3 separate regions of the Mus musculus genome follow, and all the other regions are linked to region 1. A link is a loop called in an ENCODE intact Hi-C map of the cell type or tissue named here. Cell type or tissue: heart. All regions are shown on one strand. Region 1 holds the start of Rps26 (ribosomal protein S26). Region 2 holds the start of Dgka (diacylglycerol kinase, alpha). Region 3 holds the start of Pan2 (PAN2 poly(A) specific ribonuclease subunit).

What was found. Hi-C counts contacts between places; a loop is a spot of excess contacts. Peaks named below come from ENCODE experiments on the same cell type or tissue, not always from the same donor. Only the 100,000 strongest peaks of a DNase experiment are listed, where the experiment ranks them.
Region 2: a loop joins it to region 1, with 2.1 times the contacts of the local background. A loop is called at or near these places in 1 of 42 quality-filtered maps.
Region 3: it touches region 1 in a loop (5-fold over the local background); 1 of 42 quality-filtered maps calls a loop at or near these places.

The regions. Positions count from the first base shown.
Region 1 is chr10:128,625,576-128,628,075 of GRCm38, reverse strand. It overlaps Rps26 (ribosomal protein S26), which reads left to right and starts at 1,570. Exons shown (of 4, transcript NM_013765.2): 1 at 1,570-1,600; 2 at 1,836-2,013. The coding sequence starts at 1,598. In heart, a CTCF peak has its summit at 1,157; DNase peaks (open chromatin) are centred at 1,235 and 1,605; H3K4me3 peaks cover 1,668 bases; H3K27ac peaks cover 1,690 bases.
Region 2 is chr10:128,743,881-128,746,380 of GRCm38, reverse strand. Dgka (diacylglycerol kinase, alpha) reads left to right here and starts at 2,305. Exons shown (of 24, transcript NM_016811.3): 1 at 2,305-2,500. Gm31504 (predicted gene, 31504) reads right to left here and starts at 1,434. Exons shown (of 2, transcript NR_168573.1): 1 at 1,186-1,434; 2 at 499-1,040. In heart, a CTCF peak has its summit at 1,183; DNase peaks (open chromatin) are centred at 1,510 and 2,470; H3K4me3 peaks cover 1,434 bases; H3K27ac peaks cover 1,214 bases.
Region 3 is chr10:128,302,061-128,304,560 of GRCm38, reverse strand. It overlaps Pan2 (PAN2 poly(A) specific ribonuclease subunit), which reads right to left and starts at 1,226. Exons shown (of 26, transcript NM_133992.3): 1 at 1,090-1,226; 2 at 68-466. The coding sequence starts at 349. In heart, no CTCF peak of the experiment used is centred here; DNase peaks (open chromatin) are centred at 970 and 1,270; H3K4me3 peaks cover 2,303 bases; H3K27ac peaks cover 2,237 bases.

The DNA.
Region 1 (2,500 bases):
TGATATGTGAACTCACACCTGAAGGTTTGCAGCTAAGAGCCTCCAATGACAGTGACTTTCCAGGTCTGGGTTACCTCGTTCAGGGTGATCTTTTCTAGCTCCATCCATTTACCTGCAAGGTTCATGATTTATGTGTGTGTGTGTGTGTGTGTGTGTGTGTGTGTGTGTGTTTACAGCTGGACAGCATTCCACAGTGTATATGAACTACATTTTCACTACGTGTTTGTCAGATGTAGGACATTTAGGTTGTTCCATCTCCTGCCTATTGTGTTTGGAGCAGCAATGAGCGTGTCTAAGCAGGTATCTGCAGAGTAACATGTTGAGTCCCTCTGGCATATGCCAAGGAGAGATATGGCTGGGTCATGTGATAGATTTATCTCTTGAAAGTTCTCCACACTGATTTCCATAGTGACTATACCAGATTGCTATCCCACCAACAGTGAGTGAGTCCTCCCCATCCTCTCAGTCATTTCTTGTCAGTTGTTCCATTGATCTTTGCCATTCTGACCAGAATAAGGAAAAATCGCAAAGGTATTTTTATTTTTTATTTATTTATTTTATTATTTTTTTTTTTAAATTTTTTTTTTTTTTTTTTTTTTGGTTTTTCGAGACAGGGTTTCTCTGTATAGCCCTGACTGTCCTGGAACTCACTTTGTAGACCAGCTGGCCTTGAACTCAGACATCCGCCTGCCTCTGCCTCCCAAGTGCTGGGATTAAAGGTGTGCGCCACCACGCCTGGCTGAGAAATATCTTAAAAGAAGAAAGTTCATCTCTAGCAATTAGGGAAATGAAAATCAAAAAAAAAAGAAAAAGAAATTCAAGGTCACACTTGGCTAACCAAATAAGTTCCAGGTCAGCCTGGACTACTTGACTATGTTTCAAAATAAATAACTATCTGATAGACTTGATCAGTTAAATTGTGTTGGTACATACAATGTACTAACTACAGTGCTTCATCTGTGTTAATAGGATCTGGAAATAAAATGGTGGTCCAAGCCCAGCGTGGTGGCCTAATCCCAACACTCGAAGCCTCTATTTGGAAAGACGCATTTACAAATGGTTTATTTCTCCCAGGTCTTCTATTTCTAATTCCTACACTTAGAACACATATTTCAAAGAAATAAATCATGGCGTCTTAAGGTGGTTTAGCGCCGCCTTTAGTCCGTCTACTACGGGCAAGAGAGAACCTCTCCAAGTCGTACTACAACTCCCACAATGCATCTCTTTTGTCCTCCCACACTAGGGAGTGTGCGTCCGAATTCTGGATAACTTCCGCTCTGGAACTATCGTAAACCGGATGTTATAGAGCCTTGTAATCACTTCCTGGTTTGGGAATGTAACATTTTAATCTTCCGCCGGAAGGTTAAATAGTTCCACTGATATTTTTCGTCATAGACCATTTCTAGGGACTTATCACAACCCTACATTTCACAGGAAACTCTAAGTAATTAGGTAAATTCGAGCATAATAGCTGCTAGGGAGTAAATAGAATTACAGGTCGCTGAGGGTTTTTTTTTTCAGCGTGAGCGTAGGAATCTCGTACTATATAAGCGGGTCGGGCAAGCCGCCGGATCCTCTTTCGAGTCTTGGCTCCAAGATGGTGAGTGTCGCCGCGTGGTGAGCGCGCGGGCCTGGGTACTGGGGTAGAAGTAGATCTATGGACGGTAGGGACCTGAAAGTCAGAGTCTTGGAGGAGAAAGTGACAAAGGGTCCGTCCAGCCCGGACTTGGCGTGCTCGGGACTTGTACGGGTCTCTGTCGGGGCTGCGGGCGGCGGCCGGCCAGGAAGGGCTGAATTCTCGCCCCCTTTCCAATAGCGTCTCTTTCCATTCTCAGACCAAAAAAAGAAGAAACAACGGTCGCGCCAAAAAGGGCCGCGGCCATGTGCAGCCCATTCGCTGCACGAACTGCGCCCGGTGCGTGCCCAAGGATAAGGCCATCAAGAAGTTTGTCATTCGGAACATTGTAGAAGCCGCTGCTGTCAGGGACATATCTGAAGCAAGCGTCTTCGACGGTAAGTGAGCCACAGCCGTGATTTGTACAGGGACGAAGAGTGAGGAGGGTGTGTATGGCTCGTTGTCTTCAGCTTGGGGAGAAGGTGCCTTTTGTGGCACAGTAAGCAGGCCTAATGATGGGGTTTTAACTTGGTTTTTCTCTTGGGGTGGAGATTGAGGCTCATGCATGGTAGCCAAACCCCTGCATCCCATCCCTGTGAGAGACTGCCTATTTAGGAGAATCTGAAAAAGCATAATTCTTTAGTTATTGAAAAAAATTGAACAGCTTTTAAAACGGGCAAAGACTGGTTTGGGCAGTTTGTGACTTGGTTTTTGGCGTCTCAGAACTCACTGTGTAGACCTACTCAAGAGATCTTCCCTAGTGCTGGGATTAAAGGCGTGCACCACAGCACCTGGCTGGCTTTTGTCTGTTTGTTCATTGTTTTGTTTTTTTCTTGACCTAACAGTAGTAACCATGAGGCCTGCCAGCAGAGTGAGACTCCCTAA
Region 2 (2,500 bases), 120 kb before region 1:
GGAAAACAGGCTTGTTTTTTCCTTTCCCTTTGTTCACTGTGGTTTCTTTCTTTCTGACTTGTATGATGTGGTTGATTAAAGAGATGAGCACCTGGAACTATAGACATCAAACACCTCTTCCGTAGATGGTTCTTTGCTTTTCTTCCACCACCCCCACCAACAACTGACCTGAGAATATGGCGAAACACAGATCCAAAATAAGGTACAAAGATGTTACAGTAACTCTGAGCTCCTGCCAGGCAGTGGCACACCCTTTAATCCCAGCACTTGGGAGGCAGAGGCAGGCGGATTTCTGAGTTCGAGTTCGAGGCCCACCTGGTCTACAGAGTAAGTTCCAGGACAGCCAGGGCGACACATCGAAATCCTGTCTTGAAAAACCGAAATAAAATAAAAGTCTGAGTTTCTCTTCATATTCCTTATTGGAAAAATCATATTCCAACCTATGGCTTGTTTAATGTAGGAGAGTCTTTGACTTTATGCAAGAACTGATTCGAAGAGTAGTTTGGGACACAAGTGTTATTTAAACAGAATCTTTGTTTACGGTGATCAAGAGCTAGGAAGCTTTACAGACATCTAGGCACTTGCTTCAGTTTGTGTTTTTGCTTATCCTACAGAAAGAACTAAGAACAAGATCAGGTATAAAGAGACCTTCAAAAGTGTCTGTTGATAGCAGGAGTGGCACACACCAATAAACCCGGTAAACCCAGCTCTTGAGAGGTTGAACCAGGATGGCAATTTCACTGCCAGCCTAGGCTATGTACATACTAAAATCTTGTCTCAGGAAAAAAATCGTTTGTTGGACTGTGAGTAAGGAGGCGATGTAGGAAGGGGAGATAGACTTTGCTAACGGTGACGCATATACTGTTAAGAAGAAGGGTGTGGGGTAGCGGTATAGATCCGTGGTGCAGCACCGGAGAAGCACGTTCCAGGCACTGAAGCTCATCTGCAGCATGGTGGTGACAGTGATGGAGGAGGAAGAGGAAAAATGAAAACAAAAACAAAGCAGTGAAGGGTCAGGATGCAAGCAAACCAGAACAAACCTGAAAAGGACAGCAGAACAGAGACAGGTCACTCTCCGACTCCCGATCTGAATCTAAAGTTTAAATAACAACAGCAGCAGCAAACCCCACTACTCTAGAGAGTTGCTTCAACAGCTTTGTCTCCAAATACTTGAAGACTACTTACTTCTGTTTCCACTAGAGGGCCTTTTGTTTCTTTCGGTTTTTTTTTTTTCTTTTCTTTTCCTTTCTCTTCTTTTTTTTTCTTCTCTCTCTCTCTCTGACCCTCACTGGACCCGAATATATACACACATTTCCAACAAGCAGTCTGCTCTCCCACTCCTTTCTATTCCCAGCTGTAAGAGGATACAATTCCAAGAACACAAGGCTTTGTTGTGCTGCTCCTACTTCAGAGAAGGGTAGGAGGGAGTTAGTCGTGGGTTTGGGGCGGGGCGGGGGATGCAGGATGCCTGGGTCCCCAGTCCCTACCAGTAAATCCCCACTCATTGGTCTCCTTTCCGTTCAGCCTCACACCAACCATGCTGCTTCAAGAGTCCTGACAGCTCCAATAACAGGTAGGAGGAACTGAAAGGCTCTGCCTTCAGACTCTACCTTTGCCCAACGACTTCTGTGCCATCTGCCAAGGCCAGAGGGTAAAGTGCTAGGGTTGGGTATGAAGAAAAGGTGAACACAGTCAAACGTTGTTTTATGCACCTAAATCTCCACCCTAGTCTTAAGGAAAGGATATGGATTTTGAGAGAAAAGGCTGTGCATAGACAAGTCCGAGGCGGAGCTGAGGAACTCGGAGGAGAGGTGGGCAATTATCTCAGGCAGGGTCAAGCAATGTGAAGCCATGTGGAGAAGGAAATGCACCTAGGTCTAGGGTTGTGTGTGAATTGTGGAACTCTGGCCTTGCCTCTCTGGGTTCTCCTGAATGTGGAATCATTGACTTGGGCAGGCGCGTCCAAAGTGATGATTTGGAGATTGGAGGGCCGGCCAATTGCTGACCAGTCGCTGGGTGGTTCCAATCAGCACCCTGACCCCTACCTTGGCTTTCCTGGGAAGGGATGATGGGAGAGGCTTTGACTAATTAGAAAAGAAAGATAGAAGTAGAGCTGCCCCAGGCATGGGAAGACAGAAGCGTAGGAGTGGAGAAAGTGGCACAAACCAGAGCCCTGGAGATACTCTGAAGGCCCGGAGCAGATTGTGTTGGAAAGCTGGCAACAGCGGTGGGCTTGGGCGCGGCAGGAGGGCAGGCTGGGTCGGGGGCGGGCAGTGTGTCGTCAGGAGCTGGGCGGCCCCGCAGCGGCCGCGTCTTCCTAACCCGTCCCCTCCTGTCCAGCTCGGGCTCCGGCGCCCCTGCTCTGACCGTGCGCTCTCTTGGGTCAAGGTAGAGCCCCCGCGAGCCCCGTGCCACTCGCACACTCTCGCACCCGGCCAAAAGGGCAGCGGAAGGGGCCGCCCCACCGACTGGGTGAGGGCTGCGGCGTCCAGAGAAGGAA
Region 3 (2,500 bases), 320 kb after region 1:
TGGGCAAAGACCAGATAAAGATTTCTAATACACCCTTTCAGCCTTCAGAAAGGGGTATAGTTCTTACCCCATGGCTCCCCACCCACAGCATCTCCTCATGTAAATCAAAGTGGGAGACAGACACAGGCACTCCCACTTCAGCCACCACGCTGTGCAACTCAGAGTAGACACCTTCCATTATGTGCACTGACTCCTGGACAGGAAGAGCCTCCAAGGCCACTCCCTCTGGGTCTAGCTCCACATTCTGTAGCAAACTTGGATTCAGGTGGGCATCCAGGACTGGGTCCAGGGTAGAATGCATAGCTGGGGAAAATTCGGCCAGTCCAGGATCCAGACCCTCAAAGTTCATGACGATAGTGGCCGCTGGTCAGACCGGAGTCACACCCTCCCTTGCCACGCTTCCTACAGACAAGTGACCCAGCCTTCAGGAGGACAGCACCAGTGAACCTAGAATGGACATTCTGGCCTGCAAGGGAAAGAGGCAGCGCAGTCAGGGATAGGCCTAGGTACTGGAAGTATCTTCTATGTGGACAGGACAATCAGGTAGGCAGAGGGGATGAGACTGCCAGGCAAAGACGGAAGCATGCATGAAGAGGACAAGGGCAACGCTGTACTGTGAGTGGCATGACAGTGTCCCTTACTCTGCACCTCTAAACTTCCTAAGTTCCCTGCCAGCCCACCAAATGATCTAACTCTTGACTTCCCTTTCTCCTGAACCACAAGGTGAAGGGAGCGGGTTTGATAGGGGCTGGAGTTCGGGGGAGAGCTCTGAAATGCTTGTTTCTTAGAATTGGACATGAGACAAAGGGGCTGGGCGGTGAAGGGGGCAAGACAAGCCAGTTTCCCAGAATCCTTTACAGTGGTTACCCAGCATTCTCCAGGGGGTGGGTAACAAGAACGGCCAGTTACCCACAAACGGGGCGGGGGTAAGGGGGAAGTAATGGAAACGGATAGCTACCCAGAATTCTTTGAGCGAACCAGAGAAACTGGTTACCCAGAATTCTCCCCCAGCGCAGGGGACGGGAGGGGAAGGATTAGGGCAAAGGTCAAGACGTGTTCCTGGGATGCTTACGGGGAATGGGTCATTACCAAGATTTCTCCATGGCGGATATTTTGGAGCGCGTGGAATTCAAACGAGTAGGGGGTAGAGAAAGCGCCGTCAGCTCCGCGGGAAATTCCAGTTTCCCTACTACTCCCCCGCCTCTAGCTCAACCTAACCCAAGCAAGACGGACGGTGGATTGGCAGCCATCGCTTCCAATCAGCGGGGGCCACGGGCTCATCCCAGCCAATCAGAAAAAGCCAGGTACAGGCAGCGCCTGAGAAGGAGAGTGACGTAGCCTCCGCCAAAACAAGGTTACGGAATGCCACCGGGGACAAACTGAATCAGGCGCGGATCTATTTGGTGTTACGAAAAGTAATCCCTTCGCTCTCAGGCTTTGTTAAGCAAAATTAACTTTAGACTTTGAAGCCAAGCTTTTACGCTCCCTGAATAAGAACTAGACTAAAGGGGCGCCAGAGGCTAAGCACTGGGACTCGCCCGGTGGGTATTCCCAGCGTGGCCTTCATCATTCCCGGCGTATAGACCTTCATCTTGCTGTGCCTGTGAGCCATTCCAATACCTCTGACCCTGTACCCCCGAAACTCACTGGCATTTCCTATGACTTCTAGATGTGGGGAAGAAAAAGGAAGCGGGAGCCTGACTTCTAGTGTGGCCCAAGTGGCCACCTTTTCTCTATTTCTAGAGGCATCCATCTGAAATTCCCATCAATGTTTGTGTCGTCCCCAGAGGTCCCCTAATTTTCCCAAGAAACAAGTCTCCTAGACTGTCAAAATTCCCCTAGACCGTGGAGCTGGACATTGACCCCAAGAGAGAGATAAACAGTAAACTGAGTCAACTGAGCTGTAGCTATTCTGAGGGGTTCTTGATTAATCTCCAACTAAGAGATCCTACTGCCTCTCCCTCTCCTGTGAGAGTGTGTCACCGTGTCTAAAATATTTGGGGGTACTGGCTGTGTACTAAACTGCTTTGGAATTGGTCCAGGCTGTGAGATGTCTTAGGTTGCCCAAACTCAGCTCTGTCATCTCTGTTTTTAAAGGCCCTGTGCCACTAGTGGTCCATACCTACAATACCTGCATTATTAAAGCAGAGGCAGGAATCCCTTACAAATTCGAGGCCAGCCTAGGCTACATAGATAGTAAGGACCAGGCTTGCTATGGCTACATGGTGAATATCCCTTTCAACAGGTGCCTGTGGAAGAAAGTTCTCACCAATAATAAACACCAATAATAAAACTTTTAAAGCATTTATTGGGCCAGGCATAGTGGAGGTATATTTGTAATGGCAGTAATCCTGAGGCAGGAGGATTAGTGTTCAAGGTTAGCTTCTTCTATATAGCAAGTCCCAGGCTAGTCAGGTTACATGAGACCCTGTTTCAAACAAACAAAAACCAGGCTAAGTGGGATGGCAATCCCACCACTCAGGAGGCAGAATGGATTTCT